Regions from separate parts of the Mus musculus genome. Here region 2 is linked to region 1. A link is a loop called in an ENCODE intact Hi-C map of the cell type or tissue named here. Cell type or tissue: gastrocnemius. All regions are shown on one strand. Each heading gives the region's core, and the rest is flanking DNA. Links, peaks and the distances in the headings are about the cores only.

Region 1 (9,828 bases), core at 3,433-7,432:
TGAGTGATGGGACATGGGTGCTGTGTGCATGTGTGATGGCACATGGATGCTGTATGCATGTGTGAGTGATGGCACATGGGTACTGTGTGCATGTGTGCTGGCACATGGGTGCTGTGTGCATGTGTGATGGCACATGGGTGCTGTATGCATGTGTGAGTGATGGCAAATGGGTACTGTGTGCATGTGTGCTGGCACATGGGTGCTGTGTGCATGTGTGAATGATGGCACATGGGTGCTGTGTGCATGTTTGAGTGATGGCACATGGATGCTGTGTGCATGTGTGATGCCCTCTCCCCAACTGTCCCCAGTTTCCATGTGTCCTGACTCTTGCAGCTGAAGGTGGCTGGGGTCTCTCACACTCATGTTGATACATCAGACCTGACCCTGAGCCTCAGGTCCCGCCAGCTGCTCTGAGCTCCCCAGAGACCCTTCAACTCCTGATGGTCTACAGCACTCCTTCATGGTTGCCTGTCATCCAGCAGGGTGTGGCCACAGCCATCCAGAGCCACACTGCAGGCCGGTGGCCCACCGTCTTGGAGGAGAGTGACAGCCACACAAACAGGTGGAAGAATCAGAGGGCTGTGAAGCGCAGCCCTCTGAGAGGGAGCAGCTGGCACTCAAAGACAAGCTGACGAACCAGCTTGAGCAGGACACAAGTCAGGGCTTGTGAGGCTGCCGTTCTCAGGACAGCACCAGGAGTTAAACCCACAGGTTACAGAGCCCCCATGGGGTGAAAATCTGGCTGACCAGAGATGAAGGAGAGGGAAAACTATGTGGAACCCACAGGGCATGGCCTTCAGTTACGTATGAAGCCTGCTACGTGGAAGGAAGCAGCTGAAGCCCATGGAGGGGATGGGGAGTTTGGGGAGCCTTCCTCTTGAAGACACAATGAGCCCTGATGAGCTGATGGGTGGAGACTAGGCACAGACACATTCCAAGGCCAGTGTGCAAACACAAACCAGGATGACCCTCAACTCCACCCCAAGGGCACTGGGTGAGGGATGGAGGACACGGGGTAGGGGGTGTGATATGAACCCCCCTGCCTTTCTGCCTGATTCATTTTGTTTTTGACTTTTTAAGTTCTCGGAGAAGGTGGCAGTCACATGACCTGCTGCTTTGGTGATCAGAGCCTGGCTCATTTAGGGGGTGCTTCTGGCCCCACCCCAGCTGCTTCTGGCCCCCACAGTCAGCTCATACCTGGTGTCTGGAAGTTGATGCGTCGCATTTCCACAGGGTCCTTGGGGTGATGGGGGGCAAGGTCGGCATTGTTCAGTAAGCATTTGGTGCGGGGCTCTGAGTCCTTGCGTTTGCTTCAAGGACAGAGAGGGAAGGGACAGAAAGCCAATGTTTTAGCATATGCCCCAAAGTGTGTGTGCACACACTCAGGGACACATGGCCCAGGACCTACAAACACGAGGTAGGGAATGGGCCATTTACACACTGAACCCTAATTTTATGGAGCCTCAATCCTACAAAGACCCTTGGATCCTAGACTAGCATCAACCTCAGATTGGGTTCTCGGCCTTAGCTGAGCCCCAAATCCAGATGAATCATTCGTCCTATAGACTAAACTTCAGTCCTAGACTGGACTACAATCCAGGACAAGCCCTTATCCCAGATTAAGCTCCAAGCTGACTGAGCCTCAATCTCACCTAAATTCCAATCCTATACTGAGCCTTGATCCCAGGCCCTTGTATAAACACGTATGCCACCTGGAGAACTGAAGTAGCCACGTCCCATGAGCCCAGCTCCAACCACCCGTCATCCTCCTGCCTCAAGCCAGTCCTCACCTGTCAGGTTTGCTGTCCCCAGACCGGATGCAGGTGAGAGGAGAAAAAGAGAATGCCAAGTGAGACTGTGCAGGTCAGACCGAGCCCCTTCTGTGATGTCAGTGGCTTCCCAATCTTGCCGACTCCCAGTTTCTGTCATTTGGTGCTTTCCCTCTATGCCTGGACCCCGTTCCAAGGAGGTCACTTCAGTTTTCTCTGGCACAGGTGTGACGGTCCCTCACTTAAGCAGCTACACCCTTATGGTCAAGCACAGTCCCCTAGCTCAGTGTCCTCCTCCCGCCCTTGGGCTCACTCACTTCTTGTACAGCAGGATGGCAATCACGATGCAGATGATGAAGACCACGGCCAGCACAGGCCCAATCACCCAGATGAGGCCCTCCTCGCCGTCCACAATGGGCTGAGGGTCCGGGTTGTCCAGCTGGAAGGGGTCTGAGAAGGGACTGGCTGCAAATGTCTGCAGGACAGAGGCAGCGGAGGGGCTGTCATCAGTGCTGGCCACATCCGGACCCCCAACTGGCCTAACGCCCTCTAGCTGTCTATGCCCGCTGCCGGGGCCGCTCCCAGGCTTCTCTCCTGGGGCACATGGGGGATGGGAAACCTTTTCTGTTGAGCTCCTGCTGATCCTTCTCAGCCCCAGCTAAGGTGGTGTTTTCCTCTAAAGGATGAACCCTAGGGACCCTCACCCCAACCCCGTGTCCAGTCAGTCTCTTTGTCCAGGCCTAGCCTTCTGTGAGCTCACAACGTCTATGCTTGGCTTTGGGGATCGATTTGGGTCAACCTCACAGAGAGGTCCACATATCCATAGAGCAAGCCACCAGGTGACCTCTGTACCTCCATTTCTATCCTGTCTCCAGGCTGGTGGGGAAGCTAGGATGTAGGTGGAAGCTAGGATGTAGGCGGAAGCTAGGATGTAGGCGGAAGCTAGGATGTAGGCGGACGCTAGGATGTAGGCGGAAGCTAGGATGTAGGCGGAAGCTAGGATGTAGGCGGAAGCTAGGATGTAGGCGGAAGCTAGGATGTAGGCGGAAGCTAGGATGTAGGCGGAAGCTAGGATGTAGGCGGACGCTAGGATGTAGGCGGAAGCTAGGATGTAGGCGGAAGCTAGGATGTAGGCGGAAGCTAGGATGTAGGCGGAAGCTAGGATGTAGGCGGAAGCTAGGATGTAGGCGGAAGCTAGGATGTAGGCGGAAGCTAGGATGTAGGCGGAAGCTAGGATGTAGGCGGAAGCTAGGATGTAGGCGGACGCTAGGATGTAGGTGGAAGCTAGGATGTAGGCGGACGCTAGGATGTAGGTGGAAGCTAGGATGTAGGTGGAAGCTAGGATGTAGGCAGACGCTGCCGAGGACTTACAGGCTCATTCTTCTGCAACACAGCAAGCACAAAGAGGACATAGCGGTGGCCTGGCTCCAAGCCCCTGTTGTCAAAGCCACCATATTGCTTCTGGTTCCCAGGATGGAAGACAGCTGGCAGGATGGAGAATCGAGCGGCGATGTAGGGCCGAGGCACCTCCAGCTGTCTGGAGTGGCGCAGGCTGCGCCTCTGCAGCCGGGAGATGTCCTGGATGAGCTGCAGAAAGAGTGTCACAGGCCTCAGCGCTCCTAGGGGAGACGGGCGTCACAGCCTGGCTGTGTGCAGGCCCCATGGAGACGGGGTGGCCTTACCTCCTCCAGATCCATGTCCTCTGGACTACCTAGTAGGACAGGGAACTGGCCACCTCGAGACTTCCGAAGTGGGACCATCACAATGAAGTAGTTCCTGTGGGTAGAGTTTCAGTGACACCCGTGTCCCAATCCCAACCCCTTGCAGTAACACGCCTCTACGTCCCAGTTCTTAGCTATCTGCCTTCTGCCTACTTCATGGCGTGCCAGATCTCAGTGTCCTGTGCATCCCTCAAAGCCCACGTGATCTTACGCCCTTTCCCCGCCTCCCAGGAAGCCCCTTGAGGTCCTCACTGCAGACTCCTAGCTAGGCCTCCCCGCTAGCCTGAAGCACAGACCAGAATCTTTTCGGGGGCTAAAGGTCGCCCAGTGAAGGGTCAGGCTTTATGGGGACAGTCGCATGAGGCAGGTTCACGTGACCCTTATCTCAGTAAGTGTGCAAATGGGGTCACAGAAGGGATGTGTGGCTCGATGCAGTCACATAGTGGGTTGACAGCTACAGGGACAGGTATGGGGGGAGGGGGGTTAGCATACTGCACGGTCACAGGACTCTGGCCATCAGGCAGGTAGACCACGATGAAACCGTCATTGTCGGGCTTCGGGGCGACGCTAGGCTTGCCACTGAGCATGTTAAAGGCGGTCCTGGCAGTGACCGTCTGCTGCAGGCCCCCCAGGCTGCTGCCACGGTTGGTGAGCACGAAATTATAGAAGGTGTGTGGCTTGAGGTGTGTGATCAGCTTCTTGGTCGTGCGGCCGTCCACATCCAGGGTGAGCCCATTGTACTGAATCTGTAGGCAGAGCTGGCTCAGCAAGAAATGGGCCGGGGCCTAGCAACCCCAGCAGAGCTGCAACCTCAGGCTGCCTGTCCTGGACCAATCCTGACTGAGCCTCACTTCTGGATGAACCATCTGACTGAACCTAAACCCAAACTTAGCTCCTGAGTTCTAATTCAGTACAGAGCTGACTGAGCTCCAGTCCAAAAATAACCTTCAGGTCCAACTAAGCCTTGATCCCTGATTGACCTTCAAACATGGCAAAGCCCTGGAGTTAGGCTCAGGAACAACTGACTGTTCGAGGAGGTCCCTTAACTCTAGCTTCTGACCAAGACTGAACAACATACTAAATCCTGGCTTTGGCCAGAACCCCAGCTCTGAGTGCCAGTCCTGACTAGGCTTCAACTTGACTGAGCCTTGATCCCAGGTTCAGTAGCAACCCTGACAGACCCTGATCCAGCTGTGATTAATCGTAGACTGCGCCTCAATCTCAGACTAAACTGTGAAATCTAAGTATCATCGAATCCTGATCTGGGGTGGCCTTGACTGTGCCCAATCTCCCTCAGGCTCCCAGATTTTACCTCCCGCCCCGCCCCTTCCTCCACTGTTGTAGTACCTTGTAGGGTGTGGGTGAGTTATAGTTGTCGGGGAACTCCCAGCTCAGCAGCACTGAAGTCTTCATGATCATCTTCACCTTGAAGTTCTTTGGGGAGACTGAGGGCGGCGGCAAGCAGGGAGAGAGAGAAAGATGGCCCAGTAAGAACCGGGCGCTGGCTAAGGGGCGCGTGGGGCGGCCCCTGTTGTCCCTGTGGTCCGCTGTGCCCTCGGCCTTCCTGCCTGGCCCGGCCCTGCCTGCCCTGTCCCCAGTGCCTGCTGCTGCTGCTGCAGAGACGGCGCGGCTGCGGAGAAAAGCGGGAGGGGCGTAGCAATGGGCGTGGCCTCCAAGCCGCATCCCACCTGTGCCTGCCGACCGACCGACTGGAGCCTCGGGCGCCTGGGCTGAGTCTGGAGGCCGAGACTTACCTGTGGGGAGGGGCGGGCCGGGGCCCGGGGCGGCGCCTACCTGGGTCCCGCGCGAGCCTGTAGCGCAGCGGGGGTGAGAAGGGGCCCGGGCCGCGACGCGTGTGTGCGCGCACGCGTAACTCGTAGGCCGTCTCCGGCCGCAGCCCTCGCAGCGTGAGCGCTGTCTCGGCCCCCGGCTGGGCGGCCGCCGCCAGCTCCGTCTCGGTCGCGGGCCCAGGGGCGCCGGCCTCCCGCACGGACACCGTGTACTTGATGATGGCGCCGTTGCGCTCGGCGGGCACGGGTGGCAGCCAGCGCAGTAGCACGGAGCCCGCGGACACGTTGCCCGCGGCGCCCAAGATCTGCGGGAAGCCGCGCGGAGCGTCCTCGGGGATGCTCAGCGCTGCCGCGGCCTCCTCGCCCAACCCCGCGCGGCCCCGCGCTGCCAGCCGGAACACATAGGTGGCGCCCTTGTGTGCAGGCGCCGCGAACCGCCGCTCCCACGCAGCCAGCTCCAACGTGGCCGGGGCCGCGTCTTCGCGCCCAAACTGCAGGCGGTAGCCAAGCACCGGGTCCTCGGCCGCGTCCGCGGGGGGCTCCCAGCGCGCCAGCAGGCTGCCCTCGGGGGTCTGCTGCACCGACAGGGTGGGGCGGCCCAGCACTGTGGAGGGAGAAACAGCTGCCCTGCCACGTTTCTCCAAACCCCAAAGGCAGCCCCTCACTGAGGGATTTCTGCGCAGGGACCCACCCTTGACCACACTCCCAGTCCTTAAGGTCTAGTTTTTAAAGGTACATTTTAGGAAGGACTTCCTTTAAGCAAAGACTTGGATTCCCTGTGAGGCACATGGACCTATTTTGGGCTACCTTTAAGCTTGACTCCCACTTTGCAGCTGAGAGGAGACAGCCAAATGAGTATAGTGTCTGGTGAGAGGGAGTGACTTGGGCAGAGATGGATATCAGGGCCAGCAGTGCCTGGCCTCTGGAACCTCTGAAAAGGGCCCATGTCTTTCCTGTTTTGGGTCCACCTGGCTGGTGCGTCTTAAAACCACTCTGGCTTGAGAATCATGGGAAATGCTCTTGGCCTTGTGGAGCCAGAGGCTGTGCAGTGGATAGGTATCTACCTGCTCCCTTGGTCACCACCACCTTCGGTTTGCTGCGAGCGCCATCGCCTTTCATGGTATACGCGGCTACTGTGATAGAGTAAGCAGTCTCAGGCTGGAGGTTCGTTATCACCATTTCCTGTGGGTGGGATGGGTGGGCACGGTCAGCAATGGTGCCAGCCCTGCTCACCTTCTCCCCTAAGAAAGTCACAAGAGATGATGCCTCCAGTCCACAGGCAACATGCTGGTGAGCTCATGCACAGGCTGCAACATGCAGTGTCCACACTCCTGTCAGAAACACACAAGCTGGGCACACAGCCACCACCAGGTCCCCTGCTCCTATACCCAGGGCAATAGCCATCAGAGAGCATCCCGATCAGAATCATTCCTCCAAGGCGCCCACCTTCTCTGGAGTCAGGTCAATTCTCTATAGTCCACCAGACCCTGCTCATCTGCTGCCCCGCTCTCCTTCCTCCCTCTCTGCTTCTCAAAGGCACTGCACTCCAGCTACAGGGGGGTCCTGGGTGTTTCTCTAACATCCCAGGCCCCATCCTACCCCAGGGCTTGGCTTCCCCCTGAACCCACTGGATTATCAGAGCTGCCCACAACCAACTTGAGAAATTCAACAGTTAACCCTATCTGGAATCTGAAAGCCAGTTATGAAACAGCCATCTAATGTTAAGATGCAAGCTGCAAACTTAAAATGGAATAACTCTGAGAAGAGAGGCAGGATGGAGAGGTGCGGGCCACGACTCAAGCCAGCCCTGAAATTCTAAGGTGAAGATTGGGGTGTCAGGCTAATCCTGTCTCCGATCAAATCCCGAAGCAATAAGCCTCTGCCTTCCTACTGTGCTGACCACCCCATGCTTGGTGCTTGCCCCTATACAGGTAATAGTGTGACTCCATGTTGGGGCACAGTTTGTTTACACTGTACCCCAGGCAGCAGATGTTCAAGCACACTAGGTCCTGATGCCCACCTGGGTGGCTCTGGTCAACACACACAACACACACACGCACGCACGCACGCACGCACGCACGCGCGCGCGCGCTCGTGCCTGGCAGTACAGAAATTCTCAGGAACACAGGAGTGGAGGGAGGAGACAGAAACAGGCAGGAAAGAAAGAGGGTCTCCCTTTGGGGCATGAAACCCCTGTAGGGCACAGGCCAGGTTAGTGGCAACTCTGGACCTTGTACAGAGCCTCTGTGTCTCCTGTCAAACGGACTCAGAGCAGCAGAGAGACAGGCAGTGTCTTGCTTGAGGACACAGTGCAAATTCACCCTGCTCTAGAGCCACCTCTGACAGCTGTCCTTCCCGACCCTAGGTCCATCAGAAGCTATGGAGGGCACGCAAGGACACAGGTGGGGAGACCACAGGCATGCAGAATGCACAGAGAGGACAGCAGAATGGCCTGGAAAACTACTTACATATTCGGCAGTGTCGTCCATCTCCCACTGAGCGGGAGGCGGTGGAGGGAGAGAGAGGAGGGAAGTGAGAGGGGAGCCAGCAGCGGAGTGGGGAGCAGAGAGGAGACAGTGCCCAGGCACCCCTGCCACCCCAGCCGTGCCTGCCCACCTGGGCATCCGCCAGCATGATGTCCTTGATGCGCGGTGGCCCGCGGGCCTCGGCACCCTCCATGCGCACATAGTGGACCTGGTAGCCGCGGATCTGCCCGTGCTGCCGGCCGGGCGTGGGCGAGCGCCACAGCACTCGGATGGCTGTGGCGTTGAGCGCCTCCGCCTCCACCTTCCGCGGGGGCGCGCTGGGCACTGGCGGGCAGGAGGGGGGCAGCGGGGCTGTTACCAGGGCGCCAGGCCCTGCCCCTGGCCAGGGTGTTGGATAGCTGCTGGCCTGGGAAAGGCATGGCCCTCCTCTACCCCCTATGTTCCCAGGACCTGCTGCAGCACCACATAATGACCACCACGGTCCCCAGAGCCCGTGGCCCTTCTCCATGGCCCCATCTGAACTGATACACATCCCTGCAATCTACAGATGGGGAAACTAAGGCTTGGAAAATGGAATCCGTGACCCCAAAGCTGGGACTGCACTAGGCAGTCAGGTAGGAGTTCCCCAAACGCCATCATCTCCTGGTCTAGTAGGCCAGCAGAACAACTGCTCAGATTTCATCAGGTCCAAACCCTCCCTCTACCTGCACTGACACTAACAGCACTTCTTCTTCCCATGGTGCTTGGCTCCCAGCCCTGGCCTGTAGCTCACACTAGCTCTTCACTGGAGGCTATCTGGCCTCTAACAGGCCGCTGTGGGTGTATGTTGGTGGAGGTGGCCGCCTGCCTCCAGGCAGGATGGTGCAGGGCCCCAGAGCACCTAAGACTCAGGAGGCCACCTACAGGCATACCCTGGGAGGAGGGCACCCAACTTCGAGGCCAGCTTGCACTGGCTTCCTGGCTCCCGCTGACCCCAGTCCCGTCCCAGAGCTGGAGCTGCCAGGGGCCGGCGCAGCCCGGGTATGGCTTGGGCTGGTGCTTACCGTCCTCATCGGTGCGGACGACCACGGGCGAGCTCTCGGGCCCTGGTCCCACCTCTGTGTAAGCCACGGCGGTGACACGGTACTCCGTCCATTTCTCCAAAGCTTCCAGAAGGATCTGAGTGGTGGTCGGGGGTATGTTGTTCACCTCCTTGGGGTCCGGGTCCTCTGAGCCCAGCGGTCGGTAGCGGACGCTGTAGCCCACGAGGGCCCCGTTGTGAGTTTCTGGCGGTGGCGGGCGCCAACTTACCAATATGGCCGTGGAGCGCAAGCTGGTGCACTTAACGTCTTGAGGGGGGGCTGACGGTTCTATTGGGGAGAGCGTGGGGGCGGGGAGGTGGGATGGGCGGGGAAGGCAGGGACAGAAGATGGGAAAGAGAAAATAAAAAGATGATAACAAAACAGAACGAACCAAAGAGAAGTCGAACCCAAAAGAAGTGGGTGTCAATCAAAGGTGAGATGGGCGGGTGGGCGGGTCCGGGAGGGCTGGCCAAGAACTGCTGAGCTTGCTGTGGGATAGTGACTGCCATGTGCATAGTCTACAGCATAGGGCAGTTGCTGTGACTCAGGCACTGGAACAAGTGGTGGTGGTGGTGAACACTCTCACCACTGGGCTCCACTATGTGCCTGAGTATGTCATCAGATACCTACTGTGTGTTAAGAATGTGATACAGGCTTCATGGAATACAGAAAGCAACTACTGAGTACCTCCTTTGTGTCTGGCAGGACCCACACTGCATCTATGTGCCCAGCACCACAAGGCAACCATGCTAAAGCACCTGCTCATTGCTAGAACACTTGTCATGACCTTCAGAAAATGGCAGGAGAGAAGCCTGTGTCTTGCATACCTACTATGGGCCAGGCACACGCCAGGAACTACATACGTTAATATACAAAGAGATGCACTTAACTGTGCATGTGCTATGTGCCAGGCACCATGACAAGGACTGAAAATTAAGCTCCAGAAACTGAGTAGTTACTATGTGCCAAGCACCCCCAAGGGCTCCAAAGAATGGGAGCAA
Region 2 (9,828 bases), core at 3,237-7,236, 63 kb before region 1:
AGTCACTATATGTGTGCAGCTGTTGCCTGCCTAAGCAGGTGTGGTTGAGTGTATTTGTGTGTGAGAATATAAGCAGGATGTCCCACTCCTGGTGACCACTAGATGGCACTCCCACCTTTCTGAGTGAGGCAACTGTTCCCACTGGCTTCCTGGCTGCAGTTAGCAGGCTCCTTGACTGTGCCTTTCTCCAGGTAGGAAGCCTGTTGTATTTTATACAAAAAGGAGAGCCAGGATGTGTTTTGTAGAGCACAGTAGAGGTGGGAGGGGTGCCTCTGGGCCCATACTGAAACATCTCTTCTTTCTAAAGTACCAGCCATATAGGTAGAGTGAGGAATAGGGGTTATTTAGGGCATAGGAAGGGAATTTGAGAAGGGAGTAGAGTCAGAGAAAGACAGAGAAGAGAGAGGGGAGGAAGGAAGGGAGGGAGAAAGAGAGAGAGAAGAAGAGGAGGAAGAAGAAGAAGAGGAAGAGGAGGAAGAGGAGAAAGAAGAAGAAGAGGAGAAAGAAGAAGAGGAGAAAGAAGAAGAAGAGGAGGAAGAGGAGAAAGAGGAGAGAGAGGAGAGGGAGAGAAGAAGAGAAGAGGTTGGCCAGGAACACGGGGAGAGAGAAAGAAAGGGGTCAGGGAGAAAAGATAGTCAGAGAGATCAAGAAGAGACCACACAACCCCTTTTATAGGAAGCCAGGCTACTTGGCTGTTGCCAGGTGACTGTTGGGCAAAGCCTAGAAGGAATGCTAACAGAGCCTATGACAGTTCCTAGTATGGGCACCACCAAAGTCCAGCGTGGTGCCATGAGTTTTATTGGGGTCACTGACAGGCATATGCATGAGGGGTCACCTACTGGAGCAGAAATGACTCACAGACAGCTGCATCACCAAGGCCTGAGTGACAGCTCAGAAAGCTGAGAACCTGATGCTCACCGCACAGCCTGCAGGGAGGATGTCAGGATGCAGACTGTCCTTTCCAGTGCCTCAGTTGGTCTGAGCATCTTCCAGGCAGACTGGTTTCCTGAGCTCAGCTTTATTAGTGCTCACTCTGACAGGGAGGGGCCAAGTGAAGCTGGTTGGTTTCAGGGACTTCCTGAAGCTGTTTTTAGTTGCTTACCTTCCTGTTTAAAATGCATCTCTGCAAAATGGAATGCTTTACTCTCAGAGGGAACTGTTGCAACCCCTCCTCCATCAGATCCTCTAGTCCAGTCTATGTTTTGTGTTCTGGTTCAGCACCATACTGGGTTTTGGATACATGAGGATATCTGCAGGTTGCAGTATTTTCTGAAGGTTCTCTGCATCTGTTGCAGCTTTGACTGGTGTGATTTGAGGGTCAAGGAATCTGAAGGTGGGGGTGTGTGCTGCCCTGGGCAGGTTCTGTCTAGTCTTCCAGAAGCTGCCCCTGCAGGTGGCACTTGAAGGAGCGGTGGGCTCTCATGCTCTCTATAGAAAGCTGTTCTTGCACTGGGGTCTCTGGAGGAGTGGGCACACTGTACAGCTGTTATAAGGCTTCCAAGGACAGTGCCTTGTATGGGAAATGAGGAGGCCTGTATTTGAAGGTCTCCCAGTCGTGCTTCCCCCTCCACCCTGTGTAATCTGCTATGACCACTATGGTTAGTCAGACCCTTTAGCCTAGCCTAGGGAAGGTAGCCTACATCAATTGCCCTCTAAGACCCCAAAGGACGGCTGGATCTGCTGGAGAGCTGCCCTGGCTTGGATCTCTATCAGCTGGTATGGCACTGGCTTCTGAGTGCCTTGCAGCCCCCATACTGAGGGAGCAAAGATGGTTCTTGTGCCCTACCCTAACTCTCTGCACCTGTGAGGGTGGTTCCTTCCAGTTGTCAGCTGAGCTGCCAGATCCCTCTGATGATGAAGCCAGCAGGAGGCAGCGCAGCTTGGAGTGGTTGTCTCTTATCTGGCTCACATTGCTGGTCCCTCCCTTGTCCTGCCTCTACTGTGTGGTAGACACCTGGGAGGTGGATGCTTTCCATGTGCCAAGTATTCCCTGCAGTGCTTTGGAAAGGCAGATGCCCCACAATGTCTGAGTTGAACTGATGTGTGCAAGTCTGTGAGCTGCTGCTGTCCCTGCTCTGACCTGAAGCCAGTGACTGTGATGGTCTCTTGGTGTGGGGACATCACCACTGGGGGGGTGGGAGTGGGGATGGGGGACTTCTTCATGGTCCCTGCACTGCCACTCTGTCCTCTCTAGAGCACCTGGCCATGGTGCTTGTCCTCAGTTGTCCTTGGGGTTTATGAGATTGCAGAGCTCTCTATAGAAGGAACCTCCTCCAAGGGTGACATTTGTCCCAGGTAGCTGCCCTGTGCTGTAGAGCCTAACAACAGGCTCTGTGGCTGTGTTGCTAATGCACCAAGTATGGCTGTGGCAGGATCTTTCTCTACCCAGTCCACATCTCAATGATGGCCTTGGCCTCTGTCCCAAGGATGCAATCACTCCATGTCCCCTGACCTATGTTGTCTCCGACATTGCAAGCATGTGAAGTCAGTCCACAGGCTACTGTGTGTTCCCTCCCTCAGGACTAGAAGCCAGGAGACCCCAAATGTAAGGTGATTGAGAGCCAGCCAGGGGCATTCTCCAGCTGGACTCAAAGCTCTGTCCTGTGGGGCTTGGCTCTCCAGCCATCGCAACCACTTGGTCCAGACACACAGAAGCTAGCAAGGGACAATTGTGTTATTCCTGGCCCAGTACCCCTTGCTGCCTTGTCATTGGGCCCTTGGCCTCACTCTGGCCACAGCTGCTCTGTCACCCTAATGCCATGGTTCTGGCCTTCCGCTTGTTGAGACTGCTGTACATCTCAGCCACCACTGCAGCCAGATAAGTAACTGAGGCTTGTGACGTGCCTGAGCTTGAACTGGGGCATTGGGCCCCTGGCATGCAAGATGAGCCCTGTGTCATTAGCCACCACGATGCTCTGATGATGACGGGCAATTTCAGGGAATCTGGTGCACACGGCAGGGTGCAGCTCTGAGTCACAGCCTGTGCCCATTAGCTCGATGAGCCGTCCTGCTTTGTCCTTTCCACAACCAGGCCTGCCGAAGACTTGGCTGTGGCAGGCCCTGCCTCGCAGCTGTGTTCCCAGGATCTGAGGGTCAGAGCAGCCAGCACACCATTTGCATGTTGGGGCTCATACAGGGTCCCACTTGACTCTCCCCTGCCTTTCTGTCTTCACTTAAAGAGTTTGCTTCTGGGCTGCAGAGCTCTGTAAGCAATGCTGAGCAGGAAGCCTTCTGTATTCTTTGCCTGAATCAGGGCTGTTAGCCTGCAGCAGTTTGTGAGGAGCCCCTCCCCACCCCACAGACTTGGGGAATTGGAGCTGAGTTGGGCTCTTGAGCCAAACGGTGAGCTGGGGTGGTGGCCCGTAGCTCTTTCTCTTTGGTTTTTATATGGCCTACTTTTTTTGGTTGGGGATTCCTCTCCCTTCCACCACCCTTTTCCTCCCCCTCTCTGTCTCCTTTCTTCTCTCCTTTCTTCCTCTCTCCTCTGTCTTCCTCTCCCTGCCCCCTCCCCTCCCTTTTTGTCTTCCTCTTCCTCTCTCTGTCTACTTCTTTTACTTTCTGTCTTCTTCCTCCTCTTTGTCCTCTTCCTCCTTGTCTCTGTCCTCTTCCTCCCTCTTCCTGTTCCTCCCTCTTTTACCTGATAGTGCAGGTGGATCTGTCTATGGTGAGCCAGCACTGCAGCTTTCCCAGGAGTGGACCATGCGCTATGCAGAGTTTTCAGTGTCTTACACAGTCCTCCTAGCTCCTCTGGGCAGCCTGTTATCTGACTTCCCACTTTCCTTCTTGCTCGCTGGCCTTGGTGATGTGGAGTATAGTGTCTGTGGTCCCTCCATCACAGACTGGCCATGCTAATGCTGACCTTGACTGTGTGGCTCAGGTCGTCTCCTGGGTATTCTCTCCCAGCAGGGCATTCTTTAATGTCTGCCACACTGTACTTTGAGGTGAAATAAACTCTAAAATTAAATGTTTTAATTCTCAGAGAAGTCAAGAGAGGAAGAAGCAGGGTGGCCCTGTGCTAGGCCGACAGTTGGACCCAACACTGTCTCTTTTTCAGGGTGCCTGGTTCCTTTCCTTCTTCCTGGAGAGGAATCACAGATGGAGCGTGGGCTCTGTGGTATCTGTGTGCCTGGGGCTCTGTGGCTCAGAAGTGGAGTGTATGAACCCTTTGGGCTCTCTAGGCAGCCTACAGTAGCCCCTTGCCTTCAGGCTGTGTGGGAACACCCTTGCTTTCTGCAGCCCTGACCTTGGAGGGGCCATCTCCTGATGAGGCCAGACTCACCCCAATGAGTTTTTAATAATGACTTATTTTTATTTTATGTGCATTGGTGTTTTGCCTGCATATGTGTCTGTCCAATCCCTGGAACTGGAGTGAGCTGTCATATGGGTGCTGGGAATTGAATCTAGGTACTTTGGAAGATTAGCCAGTGCTCTTAACTACTGGGCCATCTCTTTATCCCTGAGCCACTGAATTCTTTGCAGGCTCCCGGTAGGCCATGGAACCCCCTCTTTCTTACTGTGGAACGAAGGATGGGGGCCTAGGTGTGTGTTCATGTGTACTCTCCATGTGTGCGGTGAACTGCTGTGCTCTGCAGGAGCCCTTGAAGTCCCATTGCCCTCTCTGCACACAGTGCTGCTGTCCTGGCTTGAGGACTTGAGCTACCCCATTTGTCTTTGAACTCCATACACTCCATGTCCCTGGGCTGCGTGGCCTGGGAAAGGCCATTGCTGAACTTTGTATAAACGGTTCAGTCTTCTCTCCAACCATATGTAAAAGCTTGATTGGCATACTTCCTGTTGGGAATTCACCTTTGCAGGCTGTCTCAGGCTCAGTCACCTGCTGGTGACTTTTGGGATGTCCACATATAGGTCACACCTCTTTCAGGTGGACAGACCTCAGAGAGACCTGGGTGACCACAGGCCTGCTGTCCATGCTGCCTACCATGCAGGCCACAGTGTATAGCACATAGGTCCTGGAAGTGTCTCCTGTCTCCACCCATATTCTCTTTGTTCTGAGCAGCCCCCCTCCTTGTTCTCAGAGGACCTGCCCCTAATTCTTTGTTTTTAAGTTTGAACACAGTGATTGGGCAGAATCCTGAGCCTGGCTTAGGAGACCACTGACACAGGGTTACTGCATCAGACTGTGAGTCCAGGCTGATGGCTGTGTACAGGACTCCTGTTGTCTGGGACATGGTCCAGGGTATTGGAAGCCTCTGCATGTCCACAGCTCCAAGTCCAAAATGGTGCCTTTTCTGTACCCCACTCATGTCCACCACTAGGCCCTTACTAGCTCTGCACCATCACCAGGACCTGCCTCTCGGATTCTCTCCTGTGAACCTTTCCCAGACTTTGGGCAGTGCAGAGTAGGTGACATTTAAGTTTTGGTCTTTGTCCTTCACTAAAAATCCATGGGGGTGGGGGTGGGGGTGGGGGTGGGGTGGGGGTGGGGCCCCACACCTCATCTGAGCATGCAGCCTCTGCCTCATCTGAGATTGTTGGACACAAATGTGACAGTGTCTAACCTCTTCCCTGGGTCCCCAGGGAGATGTGACAGTCACAGATATCCATCCACCCCTCCCCGGCTACCCAGACACTGTTCTTCCCCATACCACCAGCTTCCCTGTGGGTGGTTGGTCCTCCTATCTCTGAGGCTCTGTGTTCTCCAAGCTAGCTCTCTTGATCCCCTGTGTGTTTCAATAAAAATGTCATTACTAGAAGCCATTGACACCGCTGGTGTGTGACACCAAATTCTACCGCCCATTGTCCCAGAAAACGATCCATTAGAGATAAAGCCAGTGGCTCAATAGTCTCCATCCTGGGAGCAGCCTCTCCCATTCTGGCTGCTGCTATCTTTGCTGCAGTTTGTATTGTCTGTCCCACCTGCACAAGCGATAAGACGCTAAGACGCTAAGACGTGGGGATTCCCTGGTGGGAATGGGCAGACCTCACTCAGTGCCAGCCAGGTCAGGTGGTTCCTTACTGGAAATCCCTTTTGGGTTAGGCAAACTGAAGCTCTTTTTGTGGGAGTGATCAAATTGGGGTACATAGAAGCCTGGTCCCTCATATGGAGCTGCTCACAGCCCCATGTGTCTTTCCCATGTGTGTCACATCCTCTCCATTGGGTGGGCAGTGGGTGTTGACAGTCTGTTTGCCAGCCTGCCTCTGATGCCTGGGTTCAAGGGCACCTTCATTTAACACCTGTCTGTCCAGGTTTTGCTCTGACCTGTGGAATCCCTCCTTTTGAGACTCAGCTGCAGAGGCCTCCTGCTTGGTCACACCAGGAAGTCACCTGCAGTCCCATATGCTCTCTTTCCAAGGTCTCCCAGGCTGTGGCCAGGGCTGTGGGAGCCACCATCACTTGCTCTTTGCCAGTGGTATGACCATAGGCCTCAATGAGACCCTGTGGGAGGGAGTGTGTCTACCATTCTTGTCTGCATTCCTGTTGCTGGGGACACAGAACAGGTGTCTCTTGGACCTGACACAGTGTTGGTTTCCTTCTGAGTGCCTTACTTTAGATCCCGGGTATTTCTTGTAGCCCTGTGCTCTGAGTCCCTTCTGCTGTTGGGAGTCTCCATGTGCTGGGACTTGGCTCAGGTCTGCAAGGTGCTGGCTACCTTTCAGCCTGTTCCCTCCGGTTGTTGACTATTCCTTGAGCATTCCTGACTTGTTCCTGCTGTATTTCATTGGCTAGTGTCTCTAGTGTGGAGCTAGCTAGAGAAGGTGTCTGTGAAGGCCACTTACTCTGCTCTGGATCACCTCTTCAGTGTTGCCCTTTACTACTGTAGGGACACTTGGGGACAGTGGCTTTCCTGTCCTGGTTGGCCGCAGACTTTATGTGCAGTGCTTTGCTGTCTGGTTTTCTTTCTTTCTTCTTCTTCTTTTTTGTTTTGTTTTTGTTTTTTTGAGACAGGGTTTCTCTGTGTAGCCCTTGCTGTCCTGGAACTCACTCTGTAGACCAGGCTGGCCTCGAACTCAGAAATCCACCTGCCTCTGCCTCCCAAGTGCTGGGATTAAAGGCGTGCGCCACCACCGCCCAGACTTCTTCTTCTTCTTCTTTTTTTCCTTTTCTATTCTTCTTTTGACATAAGATCTCCCTGTGTAGCTCTGGTAAGCTCAGAACTCACGCTGTAGACCAGGCTGGCTTTGAACTCAGAGATCTATCTACCTATCTCTGCCCCCTGAATACTGGGGTTATAGGTGTGTCCACCAAACTTGGGCTAGGTGTTTTGTATAGATTTCATCTGCAGCATGTTTTTGGTAGCCCTGGTGGGGGGGTGGGGGTGGTCAGTTCCTTGGTCTGTTTTCGCACTGTGAGAGGCTGGCCTGTTACTTGATATGCTCCTGTTTTCGACATGGTTTTCTGCTTGCCTTCCTTTTTCTGCCACTAAGAAATCTCTGCCAACCTGACCTTCTCCCCTAAGCCACGGCTGTGGGCTTATGGCACTGCGTCTTTAGTGGGAAGGGCGTGGAGGACTCCCAGGAAAACAGCCAGGGCCCATGGCCTTTTGCAGAGAGAGGCCTCTCACTGTTTGAGGTGTTCTCTGCAGTGGCCAATGCACTGGCCTCATCCTCAGAGCTAAGATGTTTAAACAGCTCTTCTGAGGGGGGTACTGTGTGCAGGAACCACATGAGGACTTGATGTGTCGTCCTGTGGTCGTCAGATACATCTCCACTGTCTCAGCCTCTGCCTCCTCATGGTCCAAGCAGAGGGCCACCCTGGACTATTCCCACCAGGGCCTGGGAAGCTGCTGGCTCACGGGGAGCAGTGAGCATCCTCCAGGACTGTGTGGACCTTAGCTCAGGAGCTGCCCTGTTGGTTTTAGCCCAGGGGCTTTGTATCTGAGGGTAGTCATGACAAGTTGGCTCTTGGGGCCCAGGAGAGCCACTGCAGTTGAACCTACAGTGACATCCTAGGCTATGGTGTGTATGTGTTGGGTTGGGGAGGCATATGTATGCATGTCCCTACAAGGGCCTTCACGTGGCACTTGGCCTGGCCTCTGTGGCAGGGGGAGAGTGTTCTGCTCTCTTCCTGTATGAATTGTTTCCTGCCAGGCACTGTATAGGCACTGTGGAATCACCTCCCTCATCCTTAACTGTGGACATCACACAAGGCTCCCTCATTGCTTGGCCTCAATGTTGTCATTGACTTGAGCTCAGCTAGATGATGGTCTCCTCACTGAGGACTGAGCACCATGGTCCTCAGCAGGTCCTTGGAGCTTGGGGCACAGATGTGGCTAAAGGCCTGGCAAGGCACCTTGCCTGTGGGAGCCAGACAGAGGCCACCAAAGTCCAAAGCTTTGGGCACATGAGGGCAGTTGGGTTCATGGCATGGCTCACCCTCACCAGCTGGCAGGCTTCTGTGCTGGCCTGCTCCCAGGTCCATGTGCCCCTTCCTGACACAGTCCTGTGTGAGCCTGTGGCCCCTTCCTGACACAGTCCTGTGTGAGGCTTGCTCCCCCAAGCCTGTATTCCCCTTCCTGACATAGTCCTGACACAGTCCTGTGTGAGCCTGCCCCTCCCCCCCAAGCCTATGGCCCCTTCCTGACACAGTCCTGTGTGAGGCTTGCTCCCCCAAGCCTGTATTCCCCTTCCTGACACAGTTGTTTAGTTTTTAACTGGCAAGGCTTTGCTTATTTATTTTCATTGTTCTTGATAATAATTCTGAGCCATTAGAGGGGAAAATTATATTCAGAAACACTGTTTCTTGCTTTATTTGTTTGATGATTTAGAGCAATAGAGAGCAGCACATACGCTGGCTTTTATAGTCTGGTAATTATTCACATCCATCAGCCCTTCCGGGGGATAAACAGAACACCGCAGAAATTGCACTATTAATAGCGGCCTCCTCTGTGGGCGGGAGACAGGCAGGAGGGCAGGAAGAGACTGGTGTGTCCACAGAGCCCTGTTCATCCCATTGCACCAGGGCTCAGCTGGCTGTCTACCCACAGGGCTGGACCCATGGTACCCTGAGGCCTTGAGATTGCCCCCTTACTTGAAACCTGTACTGTACCATCAAGGCCTCGTGCCCGTGTCCCTCAGATGATCCTGGGCTGCTTAGCATCACTCAACACTGTAGCCTGGCACAGAGTTCACACCTCCTTGCCTCATGTTGAAGTACCTGGGGTCCCTGTGTCTCCAGTTTGCTTCAGACCAACTACCCCACATGGACCTTCTACCCTCCCCACATGGCTTGGTCACTCCCCAGGGTCAGCCATGTGGTCTAGACTTGGTGATGTGAGGCGTTAGGGTCCTTGCTGTGGTGGCTGCAGACAGGGATGAGTCATAGCTCTTGTCCCTGGCACAAATTTGTGGGTTCAGCTTTGGGTTGGGGGAGGCAGGAGCCATATCAGCTATCCTTTTCTTCCTGGAGACCCCAGCTACCCTAGCCTTTACTTGTGCTTGTTTCGCAAGGCTTCGTGAACCACTGACGTGTAGAGGAGTCAGGGCCACATCCGCAGTAGTTCACCTGATCCCTCGGCATACCTCCCAGGCAGGCACAGGGCTGCTGTCTTCCCACTAGCCAATGCAGAGTTCCCCATAGGCTTGTCAGTCAGGGAGACCAAATCCATGGAGCATGCTGGAGACAGGACAGGGCTGCCTCTTCTGTAGACCTCCTGGAAGTACTTTGTGGAGAACAGATGATTTAGAACATGGAGGCAAATGCCAGGGGATCATGGGGACTTTCAGAAGGATGCCGTGGGGTCTCTAGCCTGTGTATCTCCTAGGAGGAGTTGGCTGAACCTCAGAACCCTAGGACCTTGAGTGGCCTGCTTGGAGATCATATTGAAGGCTTCCTATAGCACCCAAAGGGTCTTCCTGGACCTGTGCATA

What was found. Hi-C counts contacts between places; a loop is a spot of excess contacts. Peaks named below come from ENCODE experiments on the same cell type or tissue, not always from the same donor. Only the 100,000 strongest peaks of a DNase experiment are listed, where the experiment ranks them.
Region 2: it touches region 1 in a loop (5-fold over the local background); 3 of 42 quality-filtered maps call a loop at or near these places.

Annotation. Positions count from the first base shown.
Region 1 is chr17:56,420,043-56,429,870 of GRCm38, forward strand. Ptprs (protein tyrosine phosphatase, receptor type, S) reads right to left here. Exons shown (of 33, transcript NM_011218.2): 11 at 8,810-9,115; 12 at 7,897-8,090; 13 at 6,345-6,462; 14 at 5,285-5,884; 15 at 4,838-4,935; 16 at 3,983-4,236; 17 at 3,452-3,545; 18 at 3,141-3,356; 19 at 2,087-2,244; 20 at 1,791-1,802; 21 at 1,198-1,310. Among named protein-coding and RNA genes, the nearest start is that of Mir6977, 6.0 kb to the left of the region's middle. In gastrocnemius, for the core only: no CTCF peak of the experiment used is centred there; DNase peaks (open chromatin) are centred at 5,160 and 5,705; H3K4me3 peaks cover 1,750 bases; H3K27ac peaks cover 2,085 bases.
Region 2 is chr17:56,357,642-56,367,469 of GRCm38, forward strand. The region is part of intron 5 of Kdm4b (lysine (K)-specific demethylase 4B); the gene reads left to right. Among named protein-coding and RNA genes, the nearest start is that of Gm32715, 26 kb to the right of the region's middle. In gastrocnemius, for the core only: no CTCF peak of the experiment used is centred there; no DNase peak of the experiment used is centred there; H3K27ac peaks cover 205 bases.